Linked DNA regions of Homo sapiens: region 1 is linked to region 2. Evidence: chromatin contacts called from ENCODE Hi-C or POLR2A ChIA-PET data. All regions are on one chromosome and are shown on one strand. Each heading gives the region's core, a stretch centred on a gene start or an enhancer-like site at or near the end of the contact. The rest is flanking DNA. Distances are from core to core; before and after follow the strand shown.

What was found. Hi-C counts contacts between places; a loop is a spot of excess contacts on that map. ChIA-PET counts read pairs that join two places held with the same protein, here RNA polymerase II (POLR2A). Pooled maps may share reads with other maps.
Region 1: a map of gastrocnemius medialis shows a loop between it and region 2 (5-fold over the local background). The contact joins two enhancer-like sites. A Hi-C loop is called at or near these places in 2 of 168 maps with a recorded cell type or tissue (gastrocnemius medialis and left ventricle myocardium superior) and 1 of 50 pooled maps. POLR2A ChIA-PET finds 5 or more read pairs at or near these places in 2 of 52 experiments (MCF 10A and activated CD4-positive, alpha-beta T cell).

The regions. Positions count from the first base shown.
Region 1 is chr2:110,815,020-110,819,454 of GRCh38, forward strand. The region is part of intron 9 of ACOXL (acyl-CoA oxidase like); the gene reads left to right. Among named protein-coding and RNA genes, the nearest start is that of ACOXL, 85 kb to the left of the region's middle. Within about 2 kb of position 1,857, at least 2 of the 41 ENCODE cell types and tissues checked have a DNase peak (open chromatin) inside an H3K27ac peak, as active enhancers do; they include gastrocnemius medialis, where a contact is called at or near this core.
Region 2 is chr2:110,768,360-110,773,084 of GRCh38, forward strand. It overlaps ACOXL (acyl-CoA oxidase like), which reads left to right. Exons shown (of 18, transcript NM_001142807.4): 2 at 9-105. The coding sequence starts at 31. Among named protein-coding and RNA genes, the nearest start is that of ACOXL, 38 kb to the left of the region's middle. RefSeq lists an enhancer at 3,770-4,271. Within about 2 kb of position 2,428, at least 7 of the 41 ENCODE cell types and tissues checked have a DNase peak (open chromatin) inside an H3K27ac peak, as active enhancers do; they include gastrocnemius medialis, where a contact is called at or near this core.

The DNA of each region.
Region 1 (4,435 bases), core at 607-3,106, 46 kb after region 2:
AAGAAAGGTTTAATTAACTCACAGTTCTGCAGGGCTGGGGAGGCCTCAGAAAACTTACAATCATGGTGGAAGGGCGAGCAAATATGTCCTTCTTCATATGGTGGCAGCAAGGAGAAGTGCTGAGCAAAAGGGGTAAAAGCCCCTTATAAAACCATCAGATCTTGTGAGAACTCACTCACTATCATGAGAACAGCAACATGAGGGAAACTGCCCCCGTGATTCAATTACTTCCCAATGTGTCCCTCCTACAACACATGGAAATTATGGGAACTATAATTCAAGATGAGATTTGGGTGGAAACACAGCCAAACCATGTCAATCACTATAGTAGTAATATCTTCAAGCTTCTTGATCATTTTGTCTATTGTATGAAATCTATTTCATATTCTCCTTTGTTAATTTGTATTTTATTAATTTGGCCTCTATCTGATGCTTGTTGGTTTATTTCTCAATTTGTACAAAATCCAAGTGAGGTGCCTTGAAAACTTCAATACAGGGACCTTAGAAGGAGGGGATGTTTTTCATATTTAAAATGTATGTGCTGCCATGTCTGTAATAAGGAGCAAAGTCCCCTGCTTCTGTGAAGATATGTGGCTTTTCCAGATTATTACATGGTTTGCAGTGGGGAGAATGTTGCCTGCATCGTAGGGACTTCCCTCTGGATCAAGCTTGATCTGAGTTTGGAGAGGCAGGAACCGAAGGAGGTAAACTGAGGAGCAGGCATTCTCTGCCTACAAGGTTGGCCCTGAGTGGGGTGCCCAAGGGCTTCTGTGGAACTATATTTATTTGCCACTCAGCAAACTCAGGGGTAAGAAAGTCTTGCTTGGGGTGCCTCACCTGCAAGGCTGGTCACTAGGAATGTCAAGTCCAAGAGGACAGAACCTGTGTCTTCTTGGTCACCTCTGGATGAACAGGACCTGGTACTTAGTAAGCACTCAGTGAATGGACAGATGGATGATGGGTGAGTGGATGAATGGATGGAAAAATGCATGTATAGATGGATGAATAGATAGATTAATTGATGGATGGAGGGATGGATGGGTAGATGAATAGATGGATGAATGGATAGATGGGTGGGTAGATGAATGGATGGGTGGGTGGATGGATGAATGGATGGATAGACAGATGTATAAATGGATGCATGGATGGACGGATGGATGGATAGATGGATGAATGGATGGGTAGATGGATAAATGATGGATGGATGGATGGATGGATGGATGAATGGATGGATGAATGGATGTGTGGGTGGATGGATAGAGAGATAGATGAATAAATATAGTGGCAAAGGGGAAGGCTTATTTGGTAGAGAATAAGTCAGTCCAGATCACAGCTCTGTGGAGATTGGGTTTGGGTCATCTGGTGGCATTTAAATGTATTATTGGCCCTGGAATCATGAATTAAATCTTTAGAAAAAGAAAAACAAGCACTTTCTGTTTCTAATGTGTATATGGAGATCTTTTGGACTTGTGCACCCCAGGGTATTTTCAGCTGAGGCAGGTGTGTATCTGGGCAATGACTGTTTTGTTTTTATTTCCTGCAGTGCTTACTTGCTCCTTGGCTCACCCTTGCAGATTGCTCATGGCTGAGTCTCCTGGGTCTGATGACATTGTCAGTGTGACTGGAGTGCTATTCTAGGTGGATGATACACAGGTCCGGGGATGGTCTCCTGTTCTCTAAAGACAGCTGTGTAATAGGATTAAAGCTTCAGAGAGCAGCCGTGGCCTAAAGTATAGAGGAACTGGGTTAAGGGGAATTCTATCCGGGTGAGAGAAATGAATCTTTTACTCCAGCAATACAGACCTGGTTGCAGCTCCTCAAACAGGCCACCCTGGTCACCTCTGGACTCAGCACAGATTGGCCTCTCTGCCCGTGACTGTCCCTGTCTTCCTCTCTTGCTCACCCGTTGCCTGGGCATGGATGTGGCTTCCCTGGGAAAGCTTCCTGCCTTTGGGGCTGTTCTTAGTGCCTGGCTTATTCCAGCCCCAGGTGTTAACAGTCTGCCTACTTCTCCCTTAGCTACGAAAGGGCAGGAACTTCACACAGTGCGAGGCACACAGGGGGCCCTCAGTAGCTGTCTGCGAACTGAATTCAGCCCTGCACCCAGCCCATCACAAGCATCTTTGTTCTAAGGCGGTCCAGGAGGAGAGAAGGAGCTGCCACGTGCTGATGGTCTCCCGTGGGCTAGGCTCTTGAGATTCCATGTGTGTGTTCTCATTCAGTGCTCACAGCAACTCCACCAGGATTCCAGTTTCACAGCCAAGAAAACAGAGGCTCTGTGAGGGGAGGCAGCTTGGCGAGGCAATCACCTCATGTGGGGCAGTGCAGGGTTGTACACATCTGTGTCCCACTTGGATGACTTGAGGAATGACTTGAGGATTACGGAATGACTTGAGGGTCCCACAGAACCCTTCTTGCGAAAGACCCTTCATCTGGAGGCTGCACTGGAGAAGGGATGCTGGACATGTTGGAGCCTCAAAGTGCAGCATCTTCAGTTTCTTGAAACTTCTGTGCTTCTTGCTTGGGTAACTGTGCTTCCTCTGATCTTTGGGCCAACCTGGCCCATGAGAGATTCCAAGGATTTGAGCTGTCTCTAGGGTCATGGGGCAGCCTACATCTTGTGCTTGATTTTTCTCCAGGGATATCCTAGGTCAGGTAGTTAGGGTGATGGACATTGGCTCCAGAGTCAGCCTGATGAGTTGTGTTTTTCTAAATTAACTTTTATCTGGCAAGAGTGTTGCAGAATCAAGTTTTAAAAAATATTTGCATATCTCATTTCTTTGTCTAATTAGTGTTGTGAGAATGATGTCACAGTTTTCATGCTTGAATAAATAGCTGATGGTGTAAGGCACTAAGGGCTGGCTCACTGTGGCGCGTTCCCTTTCTTCTATTTGCCGTCTCGTCCAAGTTTTGTTTCAATCCATGCTCCTGACTTTTTTTTTTTTTTTTTTTTAGGGACTGATCTCATCAGCCAAATTATACCTTTTACTGCCATAAAATGCCTCCTTAATTTAGAGGATATGTTTGTCAATGTTGCAAGATAATTCCGAGCATCAAATCACTAGAGGTGCTGAGAGTACAAAAAGTATACTTGGCCGGGTGCAGTGGGTCATGCCTGTAATCCCAGCACTTTGGGAGGTCAAGTCGGGGGGATCACCTGAGGTGAGGAGTTTGAGACCAGCCTGGTCAACATGAAACCCCATCTCTACTAAAATTACAAAAATTAGCCTGGTGTGGTATGGCATGCGCCTATATTCCCAGCTATTTGGGAGGCTGAGGCAGGAGAATCACTTGAACCCGGGAGGCAGAGGTTGCAGTGAGCCGAGATCGCACCACTGCACTCCAGCCTGGTTGACAGAGTGAGACTCTGTCTCAAAAAAAAAAAAAAAACATATATATATATATGTGTGTGTGTGTGTGTGTGTGTGTGTGTATATATATATATATGTATATGTGTATGTGTGTATATATATGTGTATGTGTATATATATATGTGTATGTGTGTATATATATATGTGTATAAGTAGGTATATATATGTATGTGTATATATATGTATGTATATATATACTCTATGCCTATGCTCCATTTTAAAGTGGAATTTTAAAAAGACGGGGGATGGGGGAGATTTAGGTTAAATGTGACATGACCCCATTTTTACGTATGACCTTAGAAATCCTCTGGTTTATTCACTCCAGCTGGACTAAAGACATCTAAGCATTGGAGGGTGGAACATAGAAATTCCTTCCCTTGAGGGGTTTTCAGTCCTATTGGAAAAGCAGAGCGTAAACCTGAAATGATTTCAGGTGCTGATGTCAGCACCCTGGGAGCACACGGAAGCTCGTGATCAGCCAAAGCTGACCTGGCTGCGATGCTGAAGCTAGAATTGGCCTGTTGGGCAGGCACAAAGAGGACAGGCTGCATTCTGAGAAGTAATTTTCAGAACACTGGAGAGCATAGTTCTATTCAGCACCTAAGGTACTGTCCGTTTCTGGGCTTCATTTTAAAAGAGACACCCAGGCAAATGAAGCCAGTCTGGAGATGATCTCCAGGACAGTCAAGGGTTTTGACATGATGCCACGCTAAGAATTGCTGGAGCATGTGTGGATGTTTAGCTGGGAAAGAGACTCTGGGGAGGAGAGGCATAATAGCAAATGTCCAATAGATTGGTGCAGTTGAAAGCAGCTGGGAAGGTGGTTTGGACCAGATAATGAAGGGATTTGGTTGCCTTGCTAAAGATTCTGCAGTTTATTCTGTTGGCAATAGGGGGCTACTGGAGGCTTCTAAGGAAGAAGCAATGAGATTTACTCATGGTTCAGGAGCACCTTGGTTAAACATGGAGAACGCAGAGGAGGAACAGGTTTAGGGAAGGAAGTGTGGGTTTGCTGAGGTGTCAGGCAGGGTGGAGGCTCTGGGAGGCACTGACCGAAGTTGGGG
Region 2 (4,725 bases), core at 1,178-3,677:
CTTCACAGGTATGATTTAAGCTTGGATGAAATGAGAGCTTTGACAGTTCAGAGAGTGAAGTTTGCCATGGACCTGCCTCTGTTAAAACGTGCAGGTCAGGATCTGGTAAGTGTCATTATTATTCTGGTATGGTTGTGTGTGTGTGTGTGTGTGTGAGAGAGAGAGAGAGAGAGAGAGAGTTTTTTTCTCTCCAGCTTTTATTTTATGTTTAGAGGGTATATGTGCAGGTTTGTTACATGGGTAAATTGCGTGTTATGGAGGTTTGATGTACAGAGTATTTCCTCACCCCAGTAGTGGGCACTGAACTCACGATAGGTAGTTTTTTGACCCTCACCCTTCTCCCACCCTCCTCTCTCAAGTAGGCCGCCGCGCCTATTGATTTCTTCTTTGTGTCTGCGTGTACTCAGTGTTTAGCTCTCACTTATAAGTAAGAACGTGCGGTATTTGGTTTTCTGTTCCTATGTTAATTTGCTTAGAGATTTTGTTTTGTTTGCTTTTGTGACTTGCTAAGCCTGTTGATCTCATGCTGAGGGCAGCTGACAGACAGGTCTCGGTGGAGGAGAGTGTCTTCCTCAGGCCCCTTTTCTGCCCCACTCCCACTAACCTAACAAACCCTTTCCTCGGCCCACACATTCACTTCTCCAATCTCACAGGCGAGGGAATAGGAGTATCAGCAGAAGTAATAAAATATTTGTACACAAAACCCATATAATTTTAGGGATAAAGTTAAATAGCTGGGAAATAGAAATAACTCATTTTAAGGGCTTTTAAAGTACTTTAGACTTATCCAAAGTTTATGTCTTATTTGTCTAAAAACTGTCATTCTAAATTTAGTGGTATTATTTTAGTCAATTTAGCCTCATGAAAAAAGAAAGAAAGAAAGAAAGAAAGAAAGAAAGAAAGAAAAAAATACATGATTAGTGAGTTCCTTTGTGTCAGTATTAGGAGTGATGTATTTTAGCCAAGTTCATTCAGCTTCATGGTATATAGGAAAAAATATACCTCAGCAGGGTGTGGTGGCTCACATCTGTAATCCCAGTACTTTGGGAGGCCAAGGTGGGCTGATACTGGGTAGAGCCCAGGAGTTCAAGACTGGCCTGGGCAACATGGTGAAACCCTGTCTCCACAAAAAAAAAAATACAAAACTGGCCAGGCACAGTGGCTCATGCCTGTAATCCTAGCACTTTGGGAGGGAAGCAGGTGGATCACTTGAGGCCAGGAGTTTGAGACCAGCCTGGCCTCAACATGGCGAAACATGGCCTGGGCAACATGGTGAAACACTGTTTCTACTAAAACAAAACAAAACAAAACAAAACAAAACAAAAATTAGCCAGGTGTGGTGGTGCACGCCTGTAGTCCCAGCTACTTGGGAGGCTGAGGCACGAGAATCCCTTGAACCAGGAGGCGGAGGTTGCGGTGAGCTGAGATTGCGCCACTGCACTCCAGCCTGGGCAACAAAGCGAGACTCTGTCTCAAAAAATAAAATAAAATAAAATAAAAAACCCCAAAAACCCCAAAACACTAAACAAATACTAGCCAGGCATGGTGGCCCACACCTGTAGTACCAGCTACTTGGGACGCTGAGGTGGGAGGATCGTTTGAGGCTCCAGAGGTCGAGGCTGCAGTGAGCTATGATCGCACCACCGCACTCCAGCCTGGGCAACCGGAGTGAGACCCTGTCTCAAAATGAACAAACAAACAAACAAAAAACCCAACACCACCCGCCCTCTGAGACCCCCTAAGGGAGGAGCCTGAACTAGGGTAGCTGCAGCTCAGCGGCATGCTGAGGAGCCGACCCTATCCTGCAGCAGCCCAGCCCTTTCCCCACCCAGCATGGTCTGGGAGGGAGAGTCTGAGGACTGAGGGATGGAGTCCTCCCAGTTCAGGAGACCACAGGGGCGCCTTTCTTTGTGGAGCGTAGAATGGAGCTAGTGGGGGCCTGGGATCCATGCTTGAAAGTAGATCCCTCTCCCTTCCCCACAATCCCACCAACCTTTGGTAGGTTGTCTAAGGAGACAAGGACCAATCCTGGAGTCTTCTCAGGAAGGAATTACAGGCAGAGCCTTGGCACCACCTGCGCTGCGATACTGCAGGCACCTCCACGCTGACAAGGGCGCTGCAGTGTCAGCTGAGCTGGAGAACGTGCAGATGGATGTTCACTTGGCACAGGAAAACTCCCATGTGACAAAGTGGAGCGTGCTTGCGAAGCGTAAAAAATCATTTCATACCAAGTAGTTTGGCAGAGATTTTCAAGCTAGGAAATTGCCTCTTGATGGAGCATCCATTTAGAGCTGTGAATACAACCAAAAAAGAAAAAAAACACAAAAACAACCAACCTCTTTGCTGCCAACCACTCTCTCTGTCAGAGTCGCCTCCAAGTGCGTTCGGCATGGGGCTGGTTGGAAGGTGAAATCTTGGCCTGTGGCCAGCTTCTTGCTCCCTTAATCAGCCCAACATGTCTGTGGCTTAACTTAGTGTCAATACTCAAGACCCGGATGTGAGAGCTGATCCCTTAATGAGGCTTGCTAATTGCAGCCCGACCCGCTGAGTCTGAAGGATTAGCCTCTGTAATCTCGCTCCTGATGAAGCGTGTTGAGCTCTGGATCCAATTATCTTCCTGTTTTCCTGGCTCACTTAGTGGCCTTAGGCAGCCTGGACAACTCTCTGTCCTGGGTGATTAGATATAATTCCTCCAGGAGGCACAGGATTGGCCCTAGACCATCCCTCCAGTCATTTCTGTGAATTATCTCGGCCTGTTTGGCACCTCTCTCTGTATGAATTCACAAAAGCCAATAAACCTGAAGGAAATGAAACTGGCCATCAGTGCGGCAGGCTCATCTCGCTGGGCGGATGTCATGAGACTCGGCAGCACATCTGTGTTTGAAGGCTCTCAAATTCCGCCCTGTAAACAGCTGGAGGAGCTGTCCACATCCAGTAATTCTAGAAGTGTTACATGATTCATCCTGCCTCTTAATAAAATGATTGAGTCATGGCTGTCCTGCCTGCTCAGGGAGCATGCCAGGCCCGTCTGTGTTTCCCTGGACCCCCCTTTCATGTTGCTCTCCACTTTTGTGGATGATCCGATGAGCTCTGAGGCAGAACGCGGTGTATAATGTGTAATGATGATGTTCTAGGGGACAAATAAGAAGGGAGTCTCATTCACTCCAGGTCTCTATGGACAGTCCGCAGGCCAAGAATAAACCATTAAAATATTTCCACGCTGTGTTTTCCCCTCTGCCATCTGTAATAGATTTGAGATGTTTCAATAATTTTAAAGCGAAAAAACAATATGAGTCTGATTGCAGAGTGTGCACGCACACACACACAGACACACACACAGTGTGAACACCATCATTGTTCTCTGTGCCAACTTCTCCTGCACCTGTTTCTAGTGACATCACCTTTGTGCACCTCAGCCAAGAGCTCTCTTGTTCCCCTGAAGTTTCCAGAATTGGATCCTGGGCTGGGGGAGTCACCAACTGCCTCTATTTCCAGATGCAGAGACCTTCTGTCTCTAAGACCCAGGTCTTATCATCTACTTTGTGGCAGTGTCTTGTCCTGCATGGGGGACAGCTTCCTCAGAGATGCTCATCCCTGGAAGCTGACAGAGTCTGACAGCCTGCACTGATCTTCACCATAGCAGACAGTGACAGCTCAAGTTGACTGAGTACATGTTCTGGTACAGTCCCAACACTAAGAACTTTAAATAGATGATGTCATTCAGTATTCACAACATCCCTCATGGCATTCCCATTTTACAGATAAGTAAACTGAAGCTGAGTAATTGGCCTGAGGTTAGTTATACAATTAGTGAGTTGTATATATAAATGACTAGTGAACCAGGGATTCAAACCCAGGTGCTCTGCTTCCTGAGCCCACGTCAAACAGGTGGTGCTTGCCCCTGTCTGCACAATAGAAGCAGCCAGACAACTTTCAAAACTCCTGCTGTGAAGGCTTTTGCTCAGGCTAATCAAGTCAGCATTTACATCTCCCAGGTGACCCACTGTGCATCTGGGGTTGCGGACTGCTGCACTATGCCTCCTTTCCTGCACCCTGTCTCCCCAAAATTGTTCCCATTAAGCATTTGGTCCCTACCAATCAGGGCTTGTGGGTGGCTCATAGGGAAACCGCATCTCAACATTACCTTTCCCCAGGAGGGAGCCAGCTGGGATCAGGCTTCTTTCAGCCAAGTGTAGTGTGGGTTGGGGACAGATACCTGGATGATGAAGATCCTACCCCTGACTCCTTCTTCCCCTCCCCCAACCAGCCTACAACCGTTCTCTCTCTCACCCAGAGCTCTGGTTTTTATCCCCATGATCCACACGAGTGAGGGGCATAGTTGCACCATCGTTATCTAAACCAGTGGTTCTCAAAGTAAGGCCCGAGGACCCGTGTGTGTCCCCAATACCCTTTCAGGTGCTATGTGGAAAGTATATGTCCAACTACCTGCATGTGAGACACTGGATATTCATCATAAACTTCAACCAAAACAACATATCACAACAGATGGCACAAAAGCAGTTATGAAAGGGCAGCTATCTTTTATTGAGCCAGATACTAAAACAATGTGAAACAATGCCATTCTTCTCATGAGTTTTTTGAAATTATGACTATTTTTCATAAAAATTATGCAATATGGTAAATTGACAGCTGTAGCCTGGACAAACAAAACCTCTTTGGAATCCTCAGAAAAGGTCCAGGGACCATAAAGGTTGAGAGTCACTG